Linked DNA regions of Homo sapiens: region 2 is linked to region 1. Evidence: chromatin loops called from intact Hi-C (ENCODE). Cell type or tissue: CD14-positive monocyte. All regions are shown on one strand.

Region 1 (8,000 bases):
GAATGGGGAAACGAGGAAGCTGGTGTGCAGATCCTTACCAAGACCGTGACTAAACTAGGTCTGTAATTCTACCCCGAGAGTATCTGTCTGCCATTCATTTAGAAGAGGCGCACTGAGCAACTGGTCTTCAAACCTCACGTTTTTCTTTTTAACCATTAGGAGATTTTGTATAAAGGACACTTACCTCAATGTCACAACAGCTGAGTTACTTTAGTGAAACAACCCTAAGGGACATAGGGCTGGTGTCCTGGTTTTCAAAAGGCAAAGACCCAATTAACATTAACTAGGCTCCCTGTTTCACCGAGTGGACCTCTGACTTACAGTGGTGTTTTTCTGAAGTATGTTGCTACTCTGGAGTTGACTCAGATAAACAGCCATGACATACGACAACAGCAAGCGAGGCTGTCTTCATTAAGGAAGTTTTCATGGCATTGCAGCAGTTACTGTGTGTGTGTTTTTGTTCTTCCTGAACATTTTGTTTCCATGCATTTGTTTCCTTTACATAAACTATTGCGTTTAGAGCCTCTAGCAGAGCATGCAGAGACCATGGTTGGGGTGAACCAAATGAGAAACCCAAGACAAAATTTAGAGAGGTACTCGCTTTTAGGGCCATGGAAGTACTGATCTTGTACCCGCTCGACCCTGAGGGTGAGTGCCTCTTCACCCTAGCACTGGCCCTGGCAGTGAATATGTGACAGGTCAAGAATCATTTTCTTCCTAGCTCACAGCTATGGAAGAAATGCATATGAAAAACAGAAGAAATGGGAAACCTTCCCAGTTTAGGGATTACAAACAGGTGGCACACATGCCACTCCTTCCTATTGCTGTAATCATGGCAGGCATAACTAATCAACTGTAGCACTTTTTCCCCAGAGCTTGGACATAGTCTCGAAATTCTTAAGCATAGTTCTCCAGTCAGCCACTACTAACTGATCAGAGTTGGCTTGTGAACTAAAAGCTGTCTGCCTTCTGGCCTGGTTAGCAAGATCATGTGAATCAACCTTAGCAATCAGTCAGGACATAGTTGTCATAGATAGCCCTATCTCTTCACATGCAATACTGTAACGTAGTTTTAGGAATATAGGAGGAGGCTCTCAAAGCCTTTGTGGCCAGTCTTTCTTCCAAACCTGCCCTATGTATTATGATGTTTCTGTGACAACAGAAGATCCAAGAAATTCAGTTGAAAGCATTTAATAACCCAAGATACTAATACTATTAGAATGTATGCAATTTTCCACATTAGAGGAACAGATTTGAAGCTATGTAGCCTCATTAGCTGTAGTCAGAGGAAAAGGATTCTGCAGACTTTCTTGGCTTCAGGATCAGGGAGGTACAAGTAACAGCAGTATCTAAGAATGTGTCCGTATCTACAGTTGTGAAATAAATATTGCACTCTGGGACACAGAATTTCAGTGATCTCAGTTTCCTGGAATTCAGTGACCTCAAAGTTATTTTCCTTGCACATATTTATTTATCTCTAGTTTATAAATCTTTTCCAAAAGCTCTATTTCATTGGAGCAGAACAAGGTTGAAAATTAAAGCACAGAGCATTTGCAAAATCAACACTGGACATCTGTTGTTAATGCTGTCTAGAATTCTTTCCTCCTTCTATAAAGTAAGGCATCCTGATTTAGGGGAAGAAATCACCCATAATTCCAGGTGTGGACCCATGACCCGGGGTCAGTAAATCAGAGCACTCCATTTCTCTGGCCAGTATGGCTGGTTCAGGGATGAGCACAGGATCAGATGTTCAGACAGGATCAGTAAGATGCACTGAGGCTTTCTCTGCAACTGCTAGAAAGGAGGCATCTCTCTTCTCTCCTAGACTTGAACCTAGAGATGTAAACCTAAACTGTGGTGTGGGAAGCCTGTGAAGAATGAAGCTGACACAACAGATGGCAGAGATGGGAAGTGGTGATGACAGTGAGCTCTGCTGACATTGTTTGGGCCCCTAGGTCCAGTATGGCAGGTGCTACTCCAGGCTCACATTCCTCAGACGGGCTGATAAATTCCATTTTTACCTTCTGTCAGTCTGGGTTGGGTGTCCTTTCACTTGCCAGCTACATTTCCAAATTGATTTGGTATGTCCCATTTGAGAGAAGTAAGAATTCACTCATACACATTAATATAATTTGGCTTCTCTTCTGTAGCTGACAACACCTAACTCATTGCCTCCTCTACATCAAGAAGCCCTCACACTTCAGTTTCTTCTGCCTTCCTTTTCACCTTCTTCACCCTTCCCTGACCCACAGGGCCTGGACCATAAATGCTCACAATATCTTGTGCCTCTTTATAACAGTATTTCTCATAATTATAACTGAACAAAGATTGGAATAATTAGTTATATTACGTCTCTCTGGTTAGAATGTAACGTTCATGAGGACAGAATAAGTATTCAATAAATATTCTCTAAAAGAAGGAATCAATGGATAAATATATGTGAACAGATAGAGCTGTATGCCCCCATGTCGGAATAATGTGGAATATTTCTGTTGATTGTGTAATAATGATTCACTTTGGCATGTCATTATTAGCAAATCAACTGAATTCTAGGTAAAATTAGAACAGTAAGGCTTACTAAATATAAAAGTCAATAATGAAATGCAATTGATATTTAAGTGATAAATATAAAATAAAATATAGTCATGGGAAAAGGAATAAAAGAAGTATAAAATAATTTAGTAAATGAAACAATATGAAGTGCTAAACCTTACAATTTCCTGGGAATTGAAAGAGTAGTACTATAATATTTATTTTTGATAGTATCACATGGTCAAAATAAATTTGAGAAAAGAAGCAAATACATCTAAAATAACTTTTATAACTTTCTTGTACACTTCTATGTGATTTGAAATCAGGTGTTATTTTTATGCTTTTGGATGAGATTTAATTATCAGCTTTTATAACAAACATTTCTGAATTAAGAAGAAAATTCATTTGCCAAGCATGAAATCACAGAATGACTATTTTTGTTCTTGAGGACCATAAGAAAGGAGGAGTTATTCATAGGAGGCAATACCCAGCTTTGCTGTGTTCTGGAAAACCAGAAGCTCTTGGCTGCACCAGCATAGTTTCAGTGACTTATTCTCTAAGCCTGGGGAAGCTACTTTGAATTGTTCTTTCTTTCTGGTTCATACAACATCACAAAATTGTGTTGAAGAACAATAACAAGAACAAAGCTTTTCATAAAATCAGCCATGTAAATTCAAACAAGAATAATACAAACCCTTGTAAATGACTTCGTGAGTCTGGCTTGAAAAACACTCTATTACTGTAGCTATATTGTTCATGGTTTCAGGGATGGTCATCTCTACAAACTATGTCTCTTACAAAAAAAGTACCCAACATTGTGCTTTTTTATTTTCTCTCTCTCTAAAGACTATTAAACTATTCAGTAAGAACACTTTAAGTGGCCACTGAGCATCCCCATCCGAGCCAGCTTTTAGGTCTGGCAGACAATTTCCCTTTGCCAAATGTGGGTAATTTTCAGCTTATCCTAAGAAGGTACTGATTCAGCCTTTTGTCTCCCTTCTCAGGTCAATTTGATTCTTTCTTGATTTTTGGATTGGAGAGTGGGCCCCTATAAAGTTGAAGAGTGGAATCAAATGAATGGGCCAGGAGGAAAATCATTTATCCAATGTTTTCCAAACTTTCACAATGTCAGTATACTGTGTCAACTACAAGTCTTTGAAAAAGAGTTTAAGTGACCTTAGAAAACTTGCTCTCTCAGTTCTCTCATCCGCGAAGTGGGAATAATAACCGCCTTCCCTACCTACCTGCCTCACAGCTTTACGGGGAGGTTCAAATGAAGCCATGCATGTGAAAGTGTTTGCAAATGTCTCCTAAAGTGCTATTAATAATGGCTAGGTGCCATTATTGTAAACAGTAATTTAAAAAAAACCCAACGACGATGGGAAAGCAATTAGAAGAAGCAAATGTAATGTATGAACTTGGAATTTTTCAACCTTAGCACTACAGACATTTGGGGCCAGACAATTCTTTGTCAGGGGAGCTCTCCTATTGCAGAATGTTTCACAGCATCCTGGCTTCTACCAGTCAGATGCCAGTAGCACCTACTCACCCATCCCAGTTGTGATAACCAAAAATGTATCTAGACATTGCCAAATGTCCCTGGGGCTGGGGGACAAAATCGCCCCAGTTGAGAACCACTGCTCTAAGGGAAAAGCTGCACACACCCTACCTGGAAGCTGACACTGCCCACGGGCAGGTAGCTGTGGTCCTCCAGCATGCTCAGATACTCAGCCACTAACGCAGCGGCGTGCACCAGGCACATGGCAGCCTCCGTGTAGCACTTCTTCTTGGTGTGTTTCTCTGCCATGTTCTGGAGCCAGGTCAGCCGCAGATCAGGAGATGCCTGGTAACTCTTGGCAATTCTGAAGACAGATTGAGTGAGAAGTAGTTTTGAGGACAGTGGGTTAATGACACTGTTCTTCTACTTTGTGTGACCTTTTCTTTTTTTCTCCCCAAGAGTTCCCTGTACCCCTCCACCTGAGATTTTGCCCTATATTTCCAGAAAACGAGACAGAAGAAAACATTTATTAGTCCAACTATTTTTATTCCATGTTTAAGCTGTGCTGACCTCCAAGAAATAGTACTTAGTAAAAGCCTTATGGGGAAAAAATACCTGATAACATGATGTCTATTTTAATGGCTCTCAGGCAAATTTCTGCCTTTTCTTTCCTTTCTCTCAAAATAAAACAGAAGACAAAAGTACTGCCCTTTGTATGATGTTGCATCAGAACAATTTTGCCTCTGTAAGTAATTTCTCCTGAACAAGGACTGGAAGACCAACTTTTAAACTACGCGTAAAAAATGATTTCTAAAGTAAAACTATATATGTATGTCTGAATATAATTGGAACAAAAGCATATGGAAAATAATTCCTATAACAGTTAATTATTCTTTCTCTGATTCTGTGGTAAGTAGAAGATAGTGTTATTATATTTAATAATGTTATTATATTTAATAACATTATTATGCCTCACTTTAAATTAGGGAGATCCTTCTGAAAACTTACATATGAATTAACCTACTCTGAATGTTTAATTTCTATATATTATTTGGCTATCATCCAAATCACTATATCCATGTTAGCTGTGATCATTACATTAGTAAGAACTCCACAGTGACAAATCCTCGACCCCCAAATGGTGTCCCTTGAGTGTGTCAGGAAAGCTTACCTGTACATGAGATCCATAAGCATCTCAGGATCTTCCTGAAATTCCCTCATTTTCACTGTGTCATATAAGATGCTATTCAGATTACAGAGAAGTTCCTCCACCTGCAAAAAGTGTAAGCCTCAAAATAATCTTAGCTTTGTAGTCCCAGGTGAAGAGTTAGGATTACATTGAAATGCAAGGGGAAGCCATGGGAAGGGTTGGATCAGAGGGCAGCAGAGACTAGGGATGGCGGAGTCATCTAGACCTGACTCTGTAGTTTTCATCTTCGCCAGCCCAGGAGTTTATGAGACCTGGATGTGTGTTGGCCCTTGAGATCCAGAAATCTGCCTGAATCCTCATACTATCTCTATCTCCAACATTTTTGTTTAAATTAGTTTGAACCAGTTTCAGTTATTTGTAACCTGAAAAGTTCTAAACTCTACTCTGGAATATCAGGGATTTTTATACCAAGTAGGAAGCAGCTTAGGACCTCAGCTTGAGTTCCATGTCTCAGAAGCCTCCTGGATCTTCCCAGGGCTTCAGAGATTTTAGAACCTCTTGTAATCATTTATTCTTAATTATAAAACCAACAGTGGAGGTCCAGGGGAGCCTGCAGTACAAAAACAGGGAGAGACTATGGCTTGATCTAGAGACCCTGGCAGGTAACTCAGCCACAGAATGTTGTCTTATCCCCGTTCCCCTCTGCCAGCTTGCCAGGGCTCCTAAAATTTCTACCACTAGAGTCATTTCATTGGGTGAAGGCACTGAAGACCTTTATTAAACTGCCCATAGTTTGATTGGTCTTGTTGGTGAATACCTCTATATAAATGATGGAACTAAAGGAGTATGGTCAAGATGAAATGAGAGAGGAACGATTTGATGTAGAGGAGAGGAAAAAGATTCTGAGAATGAGGATGCAACATTGCCCGAGAGGGCAAAACAGACTCCGGAAATAGGGTTCTCAGACTAAGGGAATAAAAGAAAACATTCATTCATTCATTCTCACTTAATTAAGACCCTACCATAGAGCAGGCTAGGAGCTGGAGTTAAAAGACAAATGGGACAGGCTAGAGTTCCACGGTCATCGTAATGGACATGGAAGAGATGACTGTCCTTACACATTTCCTTAGGACAACCTTGTTTACAAGCTCTCTCAAACTCGGCCCTTCCTTACCCCTCACCAGACAAGCTGGTCCCTTTACCATCCCTACAGATACAAACAATTCATTGTTTCAACTACTCACAATTTCCCCCTCACTTTTCCCCTGCCTAGCGGAATCCTACCCCAGCCTTTAGTGTCATCCCTCCCTGCAGGCTTTCCTGGCCACCAGATTGTTTATTGATCACGACCTCTCTTCCTCTAACCTTCCATAGCATTTAGCTCCTTACCACACAGTTTGCACTTATGTATCACTTGTCTTGTACTGCCTCCTAATTGTTTTGAGACTGAGCACTCCAAATAGACTGTTAGCATATTGAGACTGGGGACAGTGATGGATGTATTTCTTTTTAAAACCTCTCAGAGTGCTGAGAGCACATGCATATTGGACAATAAATACTTGCAAATGTTATATATTTATATATAAATTGTGTATATATGTACATACATACATACACAATAGTTGGCAGATCCCAAACTCATGCATGAGACAAGGTATGTGCTTCGGTGTACCTGGGTGGGAAAAGGAGTCATCTGCATGGCTGTGTCCTCTTCTGAATAGGCCAAAATTGTCCTCAAGGATCTTCTCAGGTGCTCTTCATTAAAGTCTGGTGCTCTTCCCACCAAAGATGCCAGGGACATGGTTACTTGCATCTTTACTCTTGCAAAATTCTGCATCAGTGAAAAAAAAAAAAAAGATGAAGTAAATAAGACACACTTAGCAGTAGATAACTGAAAGCAGCATGGCCAGACACAAACAACTCCTCAGTGTTTCCTTTGCCCCGTCTTAATTATTTCCTCTTCTCTCAATGAAATGGGAGCTACACTTTGCACAACATTCATATTGTTGTTTAAATGGTTTAAATGGACATTGCTCTCACATAAATCTGTCAGGCTCCCTTTAAATTTTCATTGAGGACTGGGCTGCCTTTGTGCTGCAAGCTGGAAGATTCTTATAAAGTTGGGTCCAAGAATACAGTATATCCTTTTGTGCCAAGAGTTTCTTCTTGGGACTTTATTTAAACTTTATTAAAAGAAAGGGACTTCTGGCTCAGCCTCCCAGCACTTTGGGAGGCCAAGGAGGGTGGATCACTTGAGCTCAGGAGTTCAAGATCAGCCTGGGCAACACAGCAAAACCCCGCCTCTACTAAAAATACAAAAATTAGCTGGGCATGGTGGTGGACACCTGTAATTCCAGCTACTCGAGAGGCTGAGGCAGGAGAATTGCTTAAACCTGGTAGGCAGAGGTTGCAGTGGGCCAAGATCTCGCCACTGCACTCCAGCCACGGTGACAGAGCGAGACCCTGTCTCTAAATAAATAAATCAGGGGACTTCTGTGGCCAGCATTTCTGAGATTTTGAACTCCGGGTAAGCAACAAGGTTTTGTTTCTTCTTTCTTTACAGGCCCATGGAAAAACATGGCTACCTCAAGGTCCCCTGAGGAATGTCTTTTAAATAATCATCCCTAATACATTTGGAGGAGGCTGACTTTTTTCCATGGGCCAATTTATCTTTATATATCACTTGAGCATACTTATTAACATGGCCACAAATGGAAATTCCAAAGAAGGTATCAAAATCTAGACAAACTAAAGCAAACTTGACTGTTCTATAATAAAGCTGAACTCCAAAGTCTTCGTAGCTTTGAATAAAACTCAAGT
Region 2 (8,000 bases), 100 kb after region 1:
GCCAAAGACATAGAACAATTCAGATTCTTAACCCCTAACACAAAATCTCACATTTCACTTGGCAAACATGATTTTATAAATTCTGGCATTAGACAAAGACTGTGTCTAACGATAAGCAGTTTTGGCACAGCTAAAGAGGATAAAGATAAGTCATTCACACCTGGAATTGACTTGACTCGTCTCTGTAAGGATGATGATCTTTTGTAGTCAGCTAAAAACTTGAATAAGTCTTCATCGCTAAGGCGATCTCCTTCCTGCCAAGAGAAAAGTCAGAGTTAATGTAGATGCACCTTTGACTCTTGGGTTGGGGACAAACGATTTCTGGGAAGATTTTTACCTTTAAGTTTTATTCTCACAAGTCTTTCATAGAAATTAGGATTATAGACAGCTCTGAAATCACTGAGCTCCACTTCTTGTTAAATCCTTCTCAATCACTGTGACTCACTGTGCCTCGGCCTCTTATCAGTCCTTCTGGGGATGGGGCATCTGCTGCATTCTAAGGAAGCCCGTCTGACCATTAGAAAACCAGGCCAAAAGCTTCCCCCCGATAACTCTCACCCTCTGATGCCAGTATTACCCCCCGGAACAATACAGAATAAGTTTACTTTCTTCTTCAAATGTTCGAAGGTGGAGAAAGCATCTTTCCATCTCATTTTCTTCACATTTGTCTCGAACAAGGTTAAGTATAAATGCTGTCCACCCCCACATATGCCCAAGATGGGTCAGGAGCACACATGCATGATCTCCAATCCTTACAACAACCCAGTAAGGTAAGTGGGTAGATATGTCTTATTCCCAGTGAGACCATCCAGACTTAGTTAAGTACCTTGTCCTCCAAGGTCATAAGATTGGGAAGGGTACATGTATGCTGAATAGAAACCTTTTCAGACCTTTACTATTTCTATGATGTGGCACGGTGCACAGGCGCCCTCAGCATCCCTTTTGCATTTCAGTTTGTTAATGTAACCCCTTTAAATGCTCCACGAAGACTGCGTAGCTATGGAAAACTTTCCAAAACAGAGTCAGACCAAGCGAGTTTATTTTAAGTGTGGCAAAATATAACTAACATAAAATTACCATATTACCTCTTTTTTTTTTTCTTTTCTGAGATGGAGCCTCACTCTGTCACCCAGGCTGGAGTGCAGTGGGGCAATCTCGGCTCACTGCAACCTCCACCTCCCAGGTTCAAACAATTCTCCAGCCTCAGCCTCCCAAGTAGCTGGGATTACAGGTGTGCACCACCACACCCGGCTAACTTTTGTATTTTTAGTAGAGACGGGGGTTCACCATGTTGGCCAGGCTGGTCTTGAACTCCTGACCTCACATAATCCACCTGCCTCGGCCTCCCAGTGCTGGGATTACAGGCATGAGCCACTGCGCCCGGCCCATCTTACCTGTTTCTAAGTGCACAATTCAGTAGTGTTAAGCACATTCTCTTTGTTGTGCAACCAACCTCCAGAATGCTTTTGTCTTGCAAAAAAAATCTGAAACTCTGTACCCTTTAACCAGTGACTCCCCACCCCTCTATCCCTAGACCCTGGCAACCGTCATTCTACTTTCTGTCTCTATACCGTTGACAAGTCTAGGAAGTTTTTTATTTTTTTAAATAGTCTTGATGTTTACTGAGCTAACAAAGAGTACCATCTGGAATGGTCACCCTCTCTGAGCAAGCAGGGAGCCCTGGAAACTTGCACATCAAGCAGTAGTGAAAGTGGAAACTTGCACATGAATAGCCAGGCCAAGAAACCCTGAGATCCACCGGGAAGGAGATGGCCCAGCCAGACTGTTGTCATAGCATAATGAATGGATTGGCCAAGATAGTTCAAATAGGATAGTTGGTATCACAAGGAACAAAACCTAACCCTTCTCTCAGTTAAAATAGCTAACATTCATTGAGCACTTACTGTATTCCAGGCACTCTAAGAAGAGCTTGACAGGTCTCATGTCACCTGACCTTCCTGCTAGCCACATGAAGTTAAGTACTATTGTTCCCGTTTTCTGGCTAATGAAATTGAGGCTTTGTGAATGCTGTGGTTTGAATGTCCCCTTCAAAACTCATGGTGAAGCTTGGTCCCCATGGTGGCAGTGTTGGGAAGTGGAGCCTTTAAGACGTGATTGAATCATGAGGACTCTGCCCTCATGACTGGATTAATCCATTCACAGATTAATGGATTAATCTGCATCATGGGAGGGGAACTGGTGGCTTTATAAGAACAGGAAGAGAGACCTGAGCTAGCATGCTCAGCTGCTCACCGTGCTCCACCTCAGGACTCTACAGAGAGGCCCCGCCAGCAAGAAAGCCCTCACCAAGGGTGGGCCCTCAACTTTGGATTTTTCAGCCTTCAAAACTGAAAGAAACAAATCCCTTTTCTTTTTAAATTACCCAGTTTCAGATACTCTATTATAAGCAGCAGAAAATGAACTAAGAGAGTGAGCTTAACTAATTTGCTCTCTTAATCACTACGTATCCTCCTCCTGTGGGTTCCAGTGCCCATGCCAGTATGGGGAAAAATCCAGACACACTGTAATGTGAAGAGATACCTGCTTGAAAAAGCTGCTAACGCTCAGAGTGGAGGTTTTGAAGTTGGATCCAACCCCATTTTCCTCCAAGGAGAGGGCTCTTTCAGAAAGCCTTCTAGATTGGGCCAATGTCCTCCGTTCACCCACTGAGCTTCTCCCTTTAAGAAAAACAATTGTCACTCCAAAGTATGCCTTTCTGTTCAAACACACAGCAGTTATTAACTTCACAATATGTATGATTAAAGTCACTGATCAGGAACACTGAATATGGCCATCCTTGTTTTGAATGAAAATGTCCTTCCATTGGCCCCTACCTTTCTTAGTCCTCCTGTTGGTGTCCTTAATCCTCCTCCGACCAGAGGAGAGAGGCCAGGAGCAGCCATGGGCCCCTCCCACATGGAAATTAGGGTAGCCCAAATGCCACCCGGCAAGAGTCCAGAGCTATAGCCAGAACAGGGTCTCCTGATAAGCTTTATTTAGTCAGCACAGTGTTTGCTTTTCTTTTATTTCTATATTTGCATTCCACTGGGAGAGGCATGTACTCAAATGCCCCTGAAGGCATTTGTGATTGTGACCCAAACATGCTGGGGTCAGCCTGTGTACACTCTGAATCCCAGCATTCCTCTGCTCTCATTATGTGGACCAGGCAGCAAGACTGAGTTTCTGCCTTGGGTGATCTGCCCAATGGGAATTAGAACCCCAAATCACACTCAGACTTGGGCTGGGACCCTGATAGTTTGCCCAGTTGTTTCTTATCCCCTTTTGGGATTTGGGTGGAGATCTTGTTGCTTTTATATTGCAAAAACTCATGGGTTCTCTTGTAAATAATCAAATTGCTTAGAACTAGAGCAGTTCCAACCCGTCTTTGAGTATCTTCTTATCCTTAATTCTTACCATGATGTTGAATTAGAATTTCTTGCTACCTCTACCCACCTAAACTTGCCATTCTGCCTCAGTATAATACATGACATCTTTGCATCTTCTGGTTGCTCCTTAAGAATCAGTCTCTGTTGTCAGGTTATCCTTGACCTAGAGATGATTGAGGCCTCAGCATGCCCTATCCTGAATTACCTAGCTTGTGTGCCCTCTAAGCTCTATACATAACTCTTATCAATAAGTTACTTGGGTCTACATAGACGGCATTAAAGAAAGCTGTGGCAGGAAGATCAGGATGTGGTAAAGTGAGGTTTGTTATTGACGAACCAGAAATAACCCAGGAGTTCTGACTGGTGATTATGTACCAGTAACTCCAAAATAGCAGCAGCAATCACAAAATGCCCTTTCCTCCACTTCCCTGCTCAAGGTAGTATTTCAGAAGTGGCTTAAGCCTTAGCTTAAGGAATGCATGAAAAGATGTGAACATGGACTTCTATATTTGGTGGATACAAAAGCATTTAGGGAAAGAGAAACCCCACCACAGGTGATATGGGCAGGTCTACTTGAAAATTTGCAACCCTTTTGAAAATTTCTACACCAAGCAGTGTAGGAATGAATGATTCAGATCACGGGTGAGATGACGAAAAAGAAATATGCTAAATAAACTAAAACAGTAAATATTCTTTGGATGCCCATTTTTTCATTGCACTTGGCAAAGTAAACTTTAACGAACTGGAAATTTTGCTGGGAAACTTGAGTTTTTCTCTTTTTTCTTTTTTTTTGAGACAAAGTCATGCTCTGTTGCCCAGGCTGGAGTGCAGAGGCCTGATCTCGGCTCACTGTAACCTCGCCTCCCTGGTTCAAGCGATTCTCCTGCCTCTGCCTCCCGAGTAGCTGAGATTACAGACGTGTACCACCACACCCAGCAAATTTTTTGTATTTTTAGTAGAGACAGGGTTTTACCATGTTGGCCAGGCTGGTCTCGAACTCCTGGCTTCAAGCGATCCGCCTACCTCGGCCTCCCAAAGTGGTGGGATTACAAGCGTGAGCCACCACGCCCTGTTCCTGTTGAGTTTTGCTTTTTGAAGCCTTTGTAACAGAGGCTTTTTTTTTTAGGTTTAGGAGTCGACCATGGTGTCTCTGCTTAACACACTACAGATGGTTACTACATTTTCTTGTTAAAGTTTTACTTTTGAGAGCGGGTGGCTAGCAAAAATCAGCTTTTTAAAGTGTCATACCATCTAGAAAATCTTACTATAAGAGTATACTTAATCTTCACCAATGTTCGTGATAATTTCTTTTGGAGATCACCGTCCAAATCTACGTAATCCAGTCATAACAGTGTTTCATTCTATTTATCTCCTTCTGCCTCCCCACTTCCCACACCTCACTGTGCCCCCAGTCCCCGCTAGTAAGCTGTGGACCTGGGCAGCGCACACTGGGGAGCCCTCCCTTTCCCACTGCAGGTGAAAATCTTACCAACCACAGAGTCCACATCAGTTACCTCCCTCTCAAGGGTGGAGACATTGAAGAAGCTTGATAAGCTTATGGGTGCCCAGGCAAAGGGCATCCGGTATTTCCCCAAACGCTGGCAGAAGGATTCAGCTTGGAGTTTTAGTTTTTCAATCTTTTCTTTACTCTGGAGGAAAATGGAAAGAAACAAGCTGAAACAAGCATCAGCACCAAGTCAACTGCCTCTGACCTGAATATGACAGCCATCTCCAAAATCCAAACCCTACTGATTAAAAAGAGTAAAAACATATCTTCCCACTAAAAAATAAAAACAGTGAATAGGCAGAAAAATGATGCACTTGGGTCTAGCTGATAAGGAAATAAAGATTAAAAAACGAGGAGTTTACAAAAAGGCTACATTTAATTAGTAAAATACATTTTTAGCTAACGAAAACAAAAAGAGACTCATTACATCAGATTATCAATTCTTTTGGTGGCTAGCTATGTGACTTGGATTTGCATAAAAGAATCTTGAAATCAAGTTTAGTATATCATCTACCAAGCTCCCAAGTGAACCTGTTTCTCCAAAAGTCACCTTGGAAAACTCCAAAAAATTCTAAAAAGCTTCCTAACAACTCCTTAGGAAGTTTACAATACTTCCAAGGTGTTCTTTCTGAGTTCAGAATAAAAGACAGATTTTAAAAAAAAAATGCCTTGAGTTCAATAAATCTTACTTGACATTTATGAGTCTGTAGAGTACAATACTAATAAGGTAAGTCTTATTCCAGAAAGGCTATTTTTTTTTTTTTTTGAGACAGAGTCTCACTCTGTCACCCAGGCTGGAGTGCAGTGGCACGATCTCGGCTCACTGCAACCTCCGCCTCCCAGGTTCAAGCTATTCTCCTGCCTCAGCCTCCTGAGAAGCTGGGAATACAGGCACGTGCCACCATGCCCGGCTAATTTTTTGTATTTTTAGCAGAGACGGGGTTTCACCGTGTTGGCCAGGATGGTCTCAATCTTCTGACCTCATGATCTGCCCGCCTTGGCCTCCCAAAGTGCTGGGATTACAGGTGTGAGCCACCACGCCCGGCCAAGGCCATGTTTTAAAAATCACACTGGGAATCTTTGCAAATTGCTGTTGAGAAAAGATATCCTTTTCATAGGCTCAACACCTATGCTGTGCTAATGAATATATATAATGCATGGTAGTGGCAGCCAATTCCCAGTTATTTGCATACCTGAAAGGGCAGCGGCCCATGCTGTTGAGGAAGGCCAGGAGAGCTCTGGCACTGTTTAGTTTTGGGGTCTCCACGGACCTCCCAACCAGCTGAGTCAGAGCCTCAGAATGAAGACAACAGGGGGTGGCCTTGCCCCAATCAAGTTATGCAGTCAGACCTTGCTGTATGTCAACATTAGAAAATTCAAGGATTTATTTCTCTAAAAAATCATCATCAGGCTGGGCATGGTGACTCATGCCTGTAATCCCAACACTTTGGGAGGCTGAGGCAGGAGAATCACTTGAGGCCAGAATTATGAGAGCAGCCTGGGCAACACAGTGAGACCCCATCTCTAAAAAAAAATAAAAAACTAGCCAAGCATGGTGGCATGTGCCTGTAGTACCAGCTGCTCAAGAGGCTGAAGGGGGAGGATCATTCAAGCCCAGGAGTTCAAGGTTGTAGGGGGCCGTGATTGCACTCCAGCACTCCAGCCTGGGAGATAAAGTAAGACACTGCCTCAAAAAAAAAAAAAAAAAAAAAAAAAAAGTCATCATCGGTGACCAGTTTTCTTTTCCTCTTTTATTTAATTAAAATGTAGTAGTGTCTTATATAGGGACACATTAGGGACTAAAGCCCATTAACTATTTGTGTAACACTTCTGAAAATACCTGCTTCTTCTAAGATGTCTCCATTTAACAACACTCAAATTACCATACCTTTCCACCATCACTTTCTTTGATAACCGTGTAGGGCTCTGCACAGTCTCCAATCTCTCCCTGCTGCAGGACTTTTTCAATCTACCAATAAAAAGAATATTAAAATAAGGCACATAAATTACATCCATAAAAAGGAATCTATGCAACCATCAAAATTACATTTTATGACAATATTTGATGACATAGGAAGCTATCTGTGATACATATTTTTTTATTAAAAAATTTATATAAAGAATAGCATACAATTTTATTTAACAAATCATAAAGGCATATTAAAAGGGTGACAGTAGATACTCAGCAAATGCAGCAAGTGTTAATAGTAGTTAACTTTCTATGGTGGGATTATGTGTGATTTTTATTTTCTTCCCATTGCTTATGTGTATTTTCTATTTTAAACAATAAACATGTATTATGTATATAATAAAAACAGCAATAAAAGTTATTTTATAAAACAAAACCCAGGAGACATACGTAGGAAGTGGAAAACTCATTTTCTTTATTATTGCTTACAATGTAAAAAAGAGATATGGTCTCTGTGAAAGTTGGGTTAGGGACTAAAACCTTCCACAAAATGAATGACTGAACCGAATAAATTATCTGTAATTGTCTCCCTTGTAATTCCTATCAGGGCTAATTCTCTGGATTTAACAGACTTGGAAAGAAACTCAAAAGCATTGGGATGTGCAGCTTCTTGCTTTGCTAACTGGCTGTTGATAGGAATGAATGCTGGTAATAAGAATGAATGAAGTGTCTTCTGTCTTGCTTCAGGTAAAGTGACTGGCTGGCCAGTTGTCATAAATTTGGGCACCATATTTAAAAGAAAGACAAGGAGAAATTTGAAATTTCCTAACTCTCTGCTCAAAAAAAATTTAACTTAGATGTTGAAGAGTAAAACCAGTGGATTTAGTCCCATCAGTTGAGATGATCCTTGAAGAAAGAATTTGGGTCAACACAGTACAAAAGGGACACATACTTAATAGGTGCTGTGAGTTAGGCACAAAGTATTTAACAATACCCATGATAAAGGGGCATTTATGGGGTTTCAAAGGAAGCAGCATGAGGCTACTCAATGAATATCTGCTTCAGGGAGGACTCCAAGCAGGAAGTCTCTCTTCTCATCAAAGAAGTTCAAAACCCCCTCCCATTGCCACAGCATGAAGAGAAGGCGAATCCCACTGAGAGATGCACCACACTGAAAACATAAGCACGTAACACTTGA

Evidence for each region. Hi-C counts contacts between places; a loop is a spot of excess contacts. Peaks named below come from ENCODE experiments on the same cell type or tissue, not always from the same donor. Only the 100,000 strongest peaks of a DNase experiment are listed, where the experiment ranks them.
Region 2: a loop joins it to region 1, with 2.5 times the contacts of the local background. A loop is called at or near these places in 4 of 110 quality-filtered maps.

The regions. Positions count from the first base shown.
Region 1 is chr9:431,177-439,176 of GRCh38, reverse strand. DOCK8 (dedicator of cytokinesis 8) reads right to left here. Exons shown (of 48, transcript NM_203447.4): 37 at 6,853-7,011; 38 at 5,202-5,302; 39 at 4,202-4,394. Among named protein-coding and RNA genes, the nearest start is that of DOCK8-AS2, 35 kb to the left of the region's middle. In CD14-positive monocyte, no CTCF peak of the experiment used is centred here; no DNase peak of the experiment used is centred here; H3K27ac peaks cover 1,548 bases.
Region 2 is chr9:331,260-339,259 of GRCh38, reverse strand. DOCK8 (dedicator of cytokinesis 8) reads right to left here. Exons shown (of 48, transcript NM_203447.4): 10 at 6,782-6,862; 11 at 4,876-5,035; 12 at 2,542-2,678; 13 at 161-254. Among named protein-coding and RNA genes, the nearest start is that of DOCK8-AS1, 120 kb to the right of the region's middle. RefSeq lists an enhancer at 7,303-8,000. In CD14-positive monocyte, no CTCF peak of the experiment used is centred here; no DNase peak of the experiment used is centred here; H3K27ac peaks cover 2,271 bases.